3 separate regions of the Homo sapiens genome follow, and regions 1 and 3 are each linked to region 2. Evidence: chromatin contacts called from ENCODE Hi-C or POLR2A ChIA-PET data. All regions are on one chromosome and are shown on one strand. The core of a region is the stretch at or near the end of the contact, and the rest is flanking DNA. Distances in the headings are between cores, read along the strand shown.

The links. Hi-C counts contacts between places; a loop is a spot of excess contacts on that map. ChIA-PET counts read pairs that join two places held with the same protein, here RNA polymerase II (POLR2A). Pooled maps may share reads with other maps.
Region 1: a map of endothelial cell of umbilical vein shows a loop between it and region 2 (2.5-fold over the local background). The contact joins two enhancer-like sites. A Hi-C loop is called at or near these places in 1 of 168 maps with a recorded cell type or tissue (endothelial cell of umbilical vein), 1 of 37 single-sample maps with no recorded cell type and 1 of 50 pooled maps. POLR2A ChIA-PET finds 5 or more read pairs at or near these places in 2 of 52 experiments (activated T-cell and activated naive CD4-positive, alpha-beta T cell).
Region 3: a loop to region 2 is called in a map of IMR-90, with 16 times the contacts of the local background. The contact joins two enhancer-like sites. A Hi-C loop is called at or near these places in 4 of 168 maps with a recorded cell type or tissue (GM12878, IMR-90, adrenal gland and 1 more), 9 of 37 single-sample maps with no recorded cell type and 6 of 50 pooled maps. POLR2A ChIA-PET finds 5 or more read pairs at or near these places in 2 of 52 experiments (GM12878 and HepG2).

The regions. Positions count from the first base shown.
Region 1 is chr12:93,200,708-93,204,672 of GRCh38, forward strand. All of the region lies in intron 3 of LOC643339 (a long non-coding RNA gene), which reads right to left. Among named protein-coding and RNA genes, the nearest start is that of LINC02412, 28 kb to the left of the region's middle. Within about 2 kb of position 1,502, at least 3 of the 41 ENCODE cell types and tissues checked have a DNase peak (open chromatin) inside an H3K27ac peak, as active enhancers do.
Region 2 is chr12:93,027,214-93,031,156 of GRCh38, forward strand. All of the region lies in intron 3 of LOC643339 (a long non-coding RNA gene), which reads right to left. Among named protein-coding and RNA genes, the nearest start is that of LINC02413, 38 kb to the left of the region's middle. Within about 2 kb of position 2,133, at least 3 of the 41 ENCODE cell types and tissues checked have a DNase peak (open chromatin) inside an H3K27ac peak, as active enhancers do.
Region 3 is chr12:93,241,824-93,245,358 of GRCh38, forward strand. The region is part of intron 2 of LOC643339 (a long non-coding RNA gene); the gene reads right to left. Among named protein-coding and RNA genes, the nearest start is that of LINC02412, 69 kb to the left of the region's middle. RefSeq lists an enhancer at 1,879-2,138. Within about 2 kb of position 2,013, at least 14 of the 41 ENCODE cell types and tissues checked have a DNase peak (open chromatin) inside an H3K27ac peak, as active enhancers do.

The DNA of each region.
Region 1 (3,965 bases), core at 252-2,751, 170 kb after region 2:
ACACAGAGCCAGCCACAGAGGCAGAACAAATCTGCAAGGCCCCTGAGGCACGTGAGCCTGAGAGCACCTGGAGTAGCTCATGACAGGTGTCTATGACACCCCAGTCCTCTGTGCACAACGCCAGACTTGCCAACTTCACATTTCCTCATGAATGTCTAATAGGTATGTGAAGCTGAACGTGGCCAAAAGAGAACTTTTCTTCCTCTATTCCCCAACTTGCTCTTCCTATATCTTCCCTATCTTGGTCAGTAACATCTTAATCCAGCTAGTTGCCAACCTAAAAAGTGAAGGGTTACTATAGACCCCTCTTGCATCCTCACCCCACTCATCTATCAGTAGGTCTTGTTGGCTCCAGCTACAAAATGTATCCCAAATCCATCCACTTCTCCTGTCTATACTACAACCAACCTAACCCTGCCCATCACCATATCTCAGATAGATTCTGCTTTTCTTAACTGGTCTGCCTGCTCTTTGTCCCTCTAAAACACAGTCTCCACACAGTTGCAACCAGAGATACTTTCTTTTTTTTTTTTTTTTGCAACATCTCATTATTTAAAAATTTCAAGCATATATAGAAGTAAAAAGAACAGTAAATCAAAACCCCCACTACCCACCATTAACAAGCATCCAATCATGGCCAATGTCATTCACCTCTATCTCTAATTTTGAGGTAAATCTCAGATATTACACCATTTGGTCTATAAATGATCTGATTTTGCATATGTTTGCGTCTCTTAAAGATAGGAACTTTAAAAATAACCACATCTAAGGAAAAAATCAATAAAAATTCCAATTAAAAAAACACAAAGTGTTTTTTTTGTTTTTTTTTGTTTGTTTGTTTGTTTGTTTTTTGACAGGGTCTCATTCTATTGTCCAGGCTGAGTGCAGTGGCACAATCATGGCTCACCCCAGCCTCGACCTCCTGGGCTCAAGCAATCCTCCCTCTTCAGCCTCCCGAGTACCTGGGACTACAGGCATGTGCCACCACACCCAGCTAATTTTTGTATTTTTTGTAGAGACAGGGTTTCACCATGTTGCCCTGTCTGGTCTCGAACTCCTGGCCTCAAGCTACCCACCTGCTTCAGCCTCCAAAAGTGCTGGGATTACAGACATGAGCCACTGCACCTGGCCCAGAATGGTCTTTTCAAAAAGTAAAGCAGAACATGTCATTTCTTTGTGAAAACCTTCCCGTGGCTTCCCATCATGCTCTGAACAAAGCCAAACTCCTTCTTAAGACTGCTTTCACATGGCTCCTGCCTATGCCTCTGGTCTCATTTCCAGCCAGGCTCTCCCTGTCCGTGCACACCAGCCACCTTCGTTCTTCCCTGGGAGCCCTTATTCTAGTCGTTCTCTCTACCTAGGAGGCTCATTCCTGTCATCTTCCTATGCTTGGCTCCTTCTTGTCACTCAGGTCTCAGCTTATATAAGGACATCTCTTATCACCTGTGTCAAGTAGCCACCCAGCCCTCGCCACATGACTCTACTCTAATTCTCGCCATAGTCTTTTGCCCATGACATTTCCAGTGTGTCCTGGACAGGTTTACTCTTATTGTCAAGCATGACTATTAATAGCACCTCATTCACTCTCAAAAGTAGGCAACAAGGCTGGACACGGTGGCTCATGCCTGTAATCCCAGCACTTTGGAGGGCCAGGGTAGGAGGATTGCTTGAGCCCAGGAGTTCAAGACCATCCTGGGCAACATGGTGAAACCTCGTCTGTACAAAAAATACAAAAATTAGCTGGGTATGGTGGCACATGCTTGTAGTCCCAGCTACTTGGGAGGCTGAGTGGGAGGATCCCTTGAGCCAGGGAGTTTGAGGCTGCAGTGAGCTGAGATCACACCAATGAACTCCAGCCTGGTGACAGAGCAAGACCCTGTCGCAGAAAAAGAAGTAGGAAACAAATTTTATGATCACTCTACTTATAAGAAACTTATTTTTATTTGACTTTGACTAGCTTATCACCTATCTCCTTCTATGAGGATATAAGCTCTTTGACAGGAGGTCTCTCTGATTAGTTCTTTACTGTATCTACAGTACTTGGCTCATAGGAGATGCTTGATAGGTATCTGTGGAAGGAAGGAAGAAGGAGGGAAGGAAGGAAGCAAGGAAGGTAGGAAGGAAGGAAGGAAGGAAGGGAGGAAGGGAGGAGGGAGGGAGGAAGGAAGGAAGGAAGGAAGGAAGGAAGGAAGGAAGCAGGGAAGGGCATGAGGAAGGGAGGAGGGTGGGTGGGCTCAGGCCCTGACTTTTCAGTTCCTGGTTTCAGACATCTTTTGTAGTACGTACTGGGCTTCCATAATCTCCCGTTAAAATTCCTGTTTTGCTTAACATAGATGGAATGGTTTTCTGTGAGTTATAACCAAGCAATTCTTGACACCTGCTGATTTCTTTTAATAAATTGTCCACTTTCCTCTTCATGCTATACTTTACTTCTAGTGAATTGCTTTATTTAATAAAGAAAAAGAAACTTTTATCAGCACCATCCTTTTAAAAAGTGTTTTCTTTAATCGTAAGCTGTTGAGAAGTCTGGAATTGCAAACAAACAATCCTAATACAAGGTAATTCTTTCTGCTCCAAAATCTACAATAAATATTAGTGACACTGGCAATAAAGCTTCAGATCCTGATTATGCATGAACCCGTTTTTACAAAAACGTTTCAGTGGAAGATATAAATGCATTGTCAAAACAGCATTAAACCCTTGAAATAAGAGCCAGATTTTTTTTTTATAATTCAAGTATGTAAAGCATGTGTATTGCCATGGCCTTTGGGTCATTCCATTTCAGGAAATTCATGCTTTAAAATAGTCATTGTCAAATAAGAGCCATTCTTGGAGGAAACGAAAGGTTGGGTATTATTCATTCAAAGAGAACAATCCAAATATCAAAACTCATTTTGTTTTGTTTTTAATAGGGGATGCTGGGGGTTGGGGGTTTTCTCTGAACTTCAGATAACAGATAATGACAGGAATGTTGATTCATAGTGCACAATATTGAGAAAAAATAAATAAGCTCATTCCCCAAGTAACAGTAACAGTCTTTGAACAAAGAATGAGGAAGCCAAGCATGGAAGGAGATAAAGAAGTTTTACTAAAGAAATGTGCCCCATACCACTTCTCCAACCTCAGCTCTGCTCTCTTTCCCAAAAGAAAAGATTATATTTAACAACCAAAGAAAATTAGAAGATCATCGCACCTCCTTCCAGTAGCCCACCCCCAAAAGCAACAAGTGCCATTTCTGTAAGAAAGGCACTATAAATTCATTTATTTCATGAAAATCCATTGTACTGAAATGTGCTAGGATTTGGATGTACAGTGTGAGTAAAACAGACAAAATCTCTGCTTTCTTGGGGCTTGCAATCTTCTTGAACCCTCAGAAATGGCCCAAATCCCAGCCTATGTGATTTTTCCATCAAGGAGGCAGCATTCCATTGGCCCTATAGTCAGTCAAGGGGCCTGGGTGAAAATCCTGGCTTTACAGTTTACGAGCTGGGTGATCTCAGGACAGTTACTTAATCTCCCTATGCCTCAGATTCCTCATCTGTAAAACTAAGATGGTAATAACATCTACCTCATAGGGTTGTTGGGAGGATTACATGAGGTAAGCAATGTAAAGCAGTTAGATCAGTGCCTGACATAGATTAAGCAATATTTAAGAGTTTGCCATTTTTATCATTAGTACAGCAAAGTGGGATTGACCAAAAAGGTCTGTATTTAGAACAGTTAATCAATGAATATAATGCACCAAAACATCCCTGTACATAGTTTCCTGGTAGCCAGGCCCAGACAGGAATTATGAGGTTTCTTATTTGGAGAAACTGAATGGCTCCAGAGAAAAGACCTTGATATGGTTAGGCTTTGTGTCCCCACCCAAATCTCATTTTGGATTATAATCCTTATAATCCCCATAATCCCCACATGTCAAGGGAAAGACCAGGTGGAGGTAACTGAATCACAAGAGCAGTTTC
Region 2 (3,943 bases), core at 883-3,382:
TTGTCCCTAGCACCAAGAACAAGATCTGGCAGATGGTGCGTGTTCAGTAAGATTTGTTGAATAAATGATGAATGGAAGACTCCTCATTCCAGGGCCCAAGTGCCCAGGGACCATCACAGCAATTCCATGGCTAGGGATCCCAATGCACTATGTCCTGAAAGAGTCTCTGATGTGAATAGGAAACACAATCAGTGGATACTGTGCAAATCCTAAGAAGAAAAGACAGCACAGAGATTCCAAGAAGCACACGGTAGATTGAAAGGCTGTGCACAGTTACTGCAAACTCAGCCCTGATTTGTGGTTGAACTAGGCTCCATTCTAATTCAATTCAATTCAGAAGGAATAGAAGGGTCTTCTGTGGGGCAAAGGAAGCAAGTTGGAATTCTCCCTTCCACAAAGAAAAAGATATGTGTTTTTGCATCATGGTGTAGTGGAAAGAACTACCTGTACAGATCAGAAAACTGGTGTGCTGATCTCAGCTCTGACGTGACTTGGGTCTGTAACTCAGCAAAATCACTTCAAGCTTTCAGGGCTCTACAGCTTCATCTGTATGACCAGAGGGTGTGACTAGATCAGCATTTCCTAAAGCACGATCCTTGGAACAACTGGCACTCTAGACCTGCACTCACAGGTAGTCGCTAGACACATTTAGCTATTGAGCACTTGAAATGTGGCCAGGGTCACATTTTAAAATATAAAAACTAAAACAACATACAAGGAAAATTTAAAGTGTCTCACTAATAATTTTTATGTTGATTAATGTTGGAATAATAATCATTTTGTAGATTGGGTTAAATACATTATTAAATTTGGGATAGAAGGGGAGGCTGGGCATGTTGGCGGAAAGGGGTATATGGGGACTGTCAGTACTTTCTATTCAATTTTGCAGAAAATTGAACCTAGAACCAAAAAATGAAGCCTATTTATAAATAAATAAAATTTATATAAAAAGTTAGGTTTACGTGTTTCTTTTTACTTTTTAAATGCGGCTACTAAAACATTGAAAATTACATATGTAGTTACAGATACAGTTGGCAGAATATTTCAACTTGACATATATTTCTATTGCTGTTCTATAATCTGAAAGAAGAAAAAATGTTTCTCTAACCAAACACTGTACATCATATCCCCCACATTTCACCACCCCTCTCCCTTGTCATCACGCTCATTATTAAGGTGTGAATATCGACATGGATATAGGGTGTGGAAAGGTAGACAATGGAGATTTGGAGGGGCGATGGGATGGGAGAGGGGTGGATGATGAGAGATTACTTAATGTGTATAATACATGTTATTTGGGTGATAGATGCCCTAGAAGCCTTGACTTCACCACTATGCGATCTATGCATGTCACAAAATTACACTCATACCCCATAAATTTATGCAAAAAAATACCCAAAGTGTGTTTAATACACAGTATGGAGAAACATGTTTGATTGGCATTTTCTAGATGCATTTGATAATGGAATCTATTTTCCACTGACCATCTATTCATACCCTTCAGTTCTGAGGAAGATATTCTGGAAATGTCAGATCTAGATTCTCTGTAAAGTCTTTTTGGAGTCCAATAATTTGTGACATTAGGATTCTAAGGATGTGGAAGGAGGCCATGAGTGAGAGTCTAACATGCCTGTTCAGATAGGGAGAGTTTTAAGGAGAAATCATGTTCTTCACCAACACCTCACAGGAGAGGTAGCAGCTAACTGAATGCTGAAAGGGAAGAAAATTGGGAGACCAGAGCCTGGAATCAAGGGACTGGGGAGGAGAGCCAAGCTCAGGCCCAGGGGGTCTCCTAAGAGAAGTAAACCTGGCTCTCTACTGTGTGGGATGCTGATGCTTGAGAAACCAGCACCACAGGAAATGTCAAAGTCCTGGATAGAAGTTGGAAATGGAAAACATGAAGTTCCAGCAGCAGCAGCAGTATGAGCAACTAGAGGGCTGCAGAAATCCCACCGTTGAAAGAACTCCTTCCATGTCAGTGGGTCAAACCCAGCCAGGGAGGCTAGGCTGCTCCACACTTCCACCCTCTCACCCCCAGGGCTCCAGAGAGCAGATGAGGAGAAACCCGTAAGGATTTATCTAGCCAGATAAAGCACTGAAGCCACAGCCTGTGGCCTCTGACCGAGATTTCTACGTGAGTGATAGGAAACCTATTTCTGTGCCTGACATTTCTGCCTGTTTCCAGACAGGGTGTCCCAACTCAAGTGCTATGTGGCTTAGGATTTCTGGGGTTCCATTATGAATTGAAGTTTCTCTGGGATGAACCTCAAAAATTTTCCTACCGTATTGCTTCCTAACTTCTCCTTGGTCCTCTGAAACTGCCAAAGTCTTGCTTTGTAGAATTACTTTCTGTAAGCTCCAAGTGTGTATTTATTTTGAATTAACATTGTTTACAGCTTTATTGAAGAATAATTTATATACAATAAACTTCACCAACTTAAAGTGTGAATGGATTTTAGTAAATGAAAATAGTCATGCCACCACCACCACAATCACATTTTGGAACACTGCCATAACCCCGAAATTGTCCTCAGGCCCCTTTGCATTCAACTCCTGTCCATATCCCCAGCCCCAGGAAAAAAACAATCTATTTATTGTCCCTTTAGTTTTGTCTTTTTAGGATTTTCATTAAATATTTTGAGACAGCCAGGTGGGAAGGGATCCCCAGAGAGACTCCAACCGGCCTGCTCCCCGGGAGGAGTGCGCACTGGGGTGGAGCCTTGGGAAGTTCGTGCCATTTGCAGGGGGAGGAGCCTGGCCTTTCTTCTTCCTGGGTGGAACCCGGGATTCAATCTGTGAGGCGGAAGCCTTTACTAGCAGGACTCTCACTCTGCTGAGGGTCCCTGTTTGCCCTTTTTTTCCTTTTCACCCAATAAATTCCATTTTTCTCACCCTTCAAAGTGTCTGTGGGCCTAATATTTCATGGCCGTGTGACAATGACCCGGCTCTTAGCTGAACTAAGGAGAAAGCCCTACAACGATTTCAGGTAAATGGAATCATACAGTACTATACATGGTATTTTGTTTTTGGCTTCTTTCACTTAGCCTGGTGCCTTTAAAATTCATCCACATTGTTGCATCAGTACTCTATAGAGGAGGAAAAATAATTTTTCCTCTACCTTTCATGAGTTCTTAATTGGAACAGACCCTTGTAACAAAAAACAGATTAATAAGAGAAAAACAAACAGAAGATTAATCACATGTATACCTTATGCATATGTGGAAGATACTCAGGGAAGAGTGAATAAAATCGCCAGAGTAGATCTCAAAAGCTTGCTTACACTTGAGACTACAGTCATGTACCATGTCCCCTGAAATAAAGAAAGAAGGGTGTGGGAAATGCCTAGTTATGGGGAACTGGCCAGGAAAAGCCCCATAAACGAGGTTTAGATTTGTTGTACAGATTTAAGCCTATGCCTTCTCCATTGGCAAGAGTGTCTAGTGATCTACCATCCTTTCCTCCTGGTACAGAGAGGGAGACAATCTTACAAATGGAGAGTTCCTTTATAGATGTACATTTCTCTTACAAAAGGGTAACCTCTACTCTCATTTTCAGAGCTTCTCCTGTGTCTGCTGTTTCCCAGAAGAATCACCTCAAATAATCCTTATGCCAAAAAAGCATATTTTGAGGTGGTATATTCTGGTCTCCTACAGTCATATTTTGGGGGTATTGTGCCCTGTAGCCCCATCAACTCCATTCCTTTTAGTTGTTAATATTTAACTGTATATCACCATTTTCTTTTTATCTATATATCAGTTGATGGCCATTCAGATTGTTTCCAGTTCGGTGTTATTATGGAATGATGTTATGAACATTCATGTATGTCTTTCAGTGGGCATATTTTCTCATTTCTCTTGGGTAATACCTAAGAGTGGAATTACTGGGCGGTAAGTGTATGTTTAACATTTTAAGAAGCTTCTTTTTTTGAAACATCTGTATTGTT
Region 3 (3,535 bases), core at 763-3,262, 210 kb after region 2:
AGCCTAAGCAAATAATTTGATTATTCATTACAGAAACTTCCCAAAAAGATCCTTCACTCTTCAACAGGAAGTACCAGCAGACGGTTAACACCCTAAGGATCTTCAAATCCCTCAACTCAAAATCCTTTCCTTGCTGTTTCCAATTCTACACTGTTGTGTTATTATCCTTATTCAATCTTCATCAAGCTCCCTTACCGAAAGATCACCTTAAACCAAACTCCCAATAAAACATATTTTTTAATTCACCACTGATCGGAAGGCATAAAATAATTTTTTAAATAATAAAATACAACCTTGCTTTTTTCCCCTCAGAGATATTACCAAAGCTCTGCCTAGGAGGTGATCTTCCCTACCACAATAAACAATACAGATAGCTTTGACTTATCAGCAGGTTGTGTTGGTGATATTTGGAGAGCCAGCATTTGACAAGTACTTAGTATGGATCGAGCAATAAGCTAAAACATTTGGAAACTGATATATGGCTTAATCTAAGCTAAAACTAAAGCATCTGGAAACTTAATCTATTTCCCCCTAGAGGTCAGAGGCCCTCACTGTTTAAACAATTCCACATCTGGACATTTAAATTTCTGCCTGGTCCAGCATTTGCTACCGTATGTTAAGAGGAATTATTTGTCTAAATGAAAAAACGTTTCCATGGTCAAACAATTTGAAGACTGATGAGTTAAGAATAAAAAGCATCATTTCTTCACTGTGGGACTTCTCAGGGCCTTTAGGGTATACTACTGGGTATCAAAAATATCCAAGAGGGAGTTATTAATATATAGCCTACGCAAAATGTATATAGATGCTTTGTCCTACAGTAACTCCCTAGATTCTCACTGGATACAACAGGGATGATGGACAGTTTTATCTAACCTTCCATCCTGCCGTTTATTCACAGGCCATTTCCAGAGAACATGGTCAGAAAGGAAGATAAATGACCACAGCTGTCTTAGCCCTCAGCAATCAGCTCCGTGGTAATTTTAGGGCTGCCTTGATCTGTGGGCAGGGGAAAATGAAGGAAATGAATTAGCCTGAGTCCTGCCAGCCTTTAAATGAGGATGCCTGTGTGCCCTGAGCTATGCTTAGCTAATTCCAGCCCTTCTCCCCAAAGGGAATGCTGGTCTTTCAATATACTGCCAGGAGTTCCTTAAACCTTTCCCACATCTGTGAACACCAGGCAGAAGTTGTCCAAATGGTCCAAGTTGCTGATCTTTGCTCAAAGGAAGGCCCTGCTGGCATGGACCCCTCAGTTTACAAAGAGGTGGCATCTGACATACTCTGCCCCACTAACAGCTAAAATCCTCATGCTGTTATCTTTCTTGACTGTACCCTTCTGCTAAGATCTCCACTTAAAGGACATTGTTTTGGTCAGCACTCTGACTTGCTTGTTTTGGGTAAAGGAGAGGAAATTGACATTTACTAGACACTTTCTATGCGTCTGATGTCACATAAGACACTTTACATGCTTTATTCCATGTAATTCTAACAAGTGCAAAAAAATCATAATAGCAAATGTTTATCTAGTGTTTCCCATGTACCATGCACTGTTGTAAATGCTTTACATAGTCTCACTCTCTCAAGGCTCAAGGCAACTCTACGTGGTAGATGCTGCTATTACCCCCACTCTATAAATGAGCAAATAGAAGGATAAAGAGGTGAAAATAATTTGTGTAAGGTCACATAGACAGTAGCAGAGCCAGATCGGAACACAGTCACAGTCCATGCATCTAACCACACTACCATTGTCTGCCATTATCTGTCCTGTCAGATGAGAAAACCAAAGCTCAAAGAAGCAGCTCTCTCAAAGGCACACCGGAAGTGGAAGAACTGGTACCAGAACCCATGTCTGTCTACTCCCAAGTCCGTGTTTCTCCTCTAGACCACAGGCTCTCAGAGCATAGTTCCCAGACCAGCAACATCTGTAACAACTGGGAAACTTGTTAGAAATGCAAATTCTTGGCCCCACTCCAGATCTACTAAATCTGAAAGTCTGGCATGGGGCCCAGTCATCTCTATTTTAACAGGACTCCAGGTGATTCCCATGCAGACTAAAGTTTGGGAGGCACTCCTCTACACCATGCTGCCTTCTGTAGAGCACTGAATTTTGATTTTACCGGCAAGGACTAGAGATAGTGCTGTCTAGTGGTTAGAAGCTCTGGGAAGCTAAGAAACAACTTGGTCATGACCCAGCATATTTCACTGTCCTTGACAGTAGACAGGCCAGGGGTTGCTTTTTCCCCCCTTAGCAAATTCATGGAGCAGAAAAAGAACAGCTGCACTGTGGTCAAGAGGAAGACTGGATTCTGTCCTTGGCCATCCTTTACCCTGCTGATCACTTTTCAGATCCAGAGATTCTCAGTGCCTTTCTGTTCAATGTTCTGCTGCTTTTGCCTGCCAGCTTTGTCAGCTCCTACCTGTGACCCTTCTTGTCTTTCAACCCCTCCCACTTCAGGAGGAAGCACTTCTGTGGCAATATGTTCAGCTGATGAGCTGCCCTCCTGGTTCAGATATTGTGCAATGCAAAACATTTCTTAACAATTCCGGAAGCAAACTTTTTTTTTCTCCTTTATTGCTGTCAGGATCAGTTCAGTAGCTACACTAAAGCTTTCACCACTCACTGCTTCACTGAAAAGTTTAAGACCAGAGCGTTCTGCTGAATCAAGCTGTTGTTGAGAGGTTCAGTGTACGTATATAAAACAGAACAATAATTGATTTTTATAGAGGCTGAAAGAAAGTTAAGGAATCTTGGATGGCTCAGGGTGGGAGCTTGAAAGGCTTTTGACTCAGGATGAAGGATCACATGGTCCTCAATTTGTGCTTAATAGCTACAACATGGGGAAAGAGAGAGAGAGAGACACGGTATATAGGGGAAGAAGCTAAGTTAGCGCCAAGCTGAGTATTTTGCAGTCAGGGATCAAAAGGATACTACTTTTAAAAACCATATTTCTTCTTTAACAAACATTAATTCAAGCTCATTGAGTTTCTGTAGGTCATACGTTTCAATCCAGGATCAGCAACACAGAGTGTGTTATTTCACTTTCAATGCTGAGGGTGGGGACCTCCCCCTGCGAGAACATGCTGTATGTTGATTAAAGTTGCAAGGAGAGCTATGAAGGATCTGCCCAAATCTCCTTAATCTCTTTTTCTTCCTTCTTGATAGGTTTCTAGGGATCTGTTGGTTGAATTGTTCTGTGCTTGATATGGAATCTTGGTTTTTATTGGCCCACAGTAAAACTAATTACTACTGGAAAGGGCACCAAATTAAGATTAGCAAGCCTGACTTGATTTATCAAAATGGAATGTATGTATGTAATGGGTGAGTGTGTAGATGTTAGAATCAGGCAGAACACTCCTCAGTTTATGACCTCTCCAAAACCTGGTAGCGGCCGGGCGTGGTGCTCACGCCTGTAATCCCAGCACTTTGGGAGGCTAAGGTGGGCAGGTCATTTGAGGTCAGGAGTTCAAGGCCAGCCTGGCCAACATGGCGAAAACCCATCTCTACTAAAAATACAAAAATTAGCTGGGTGTGGTG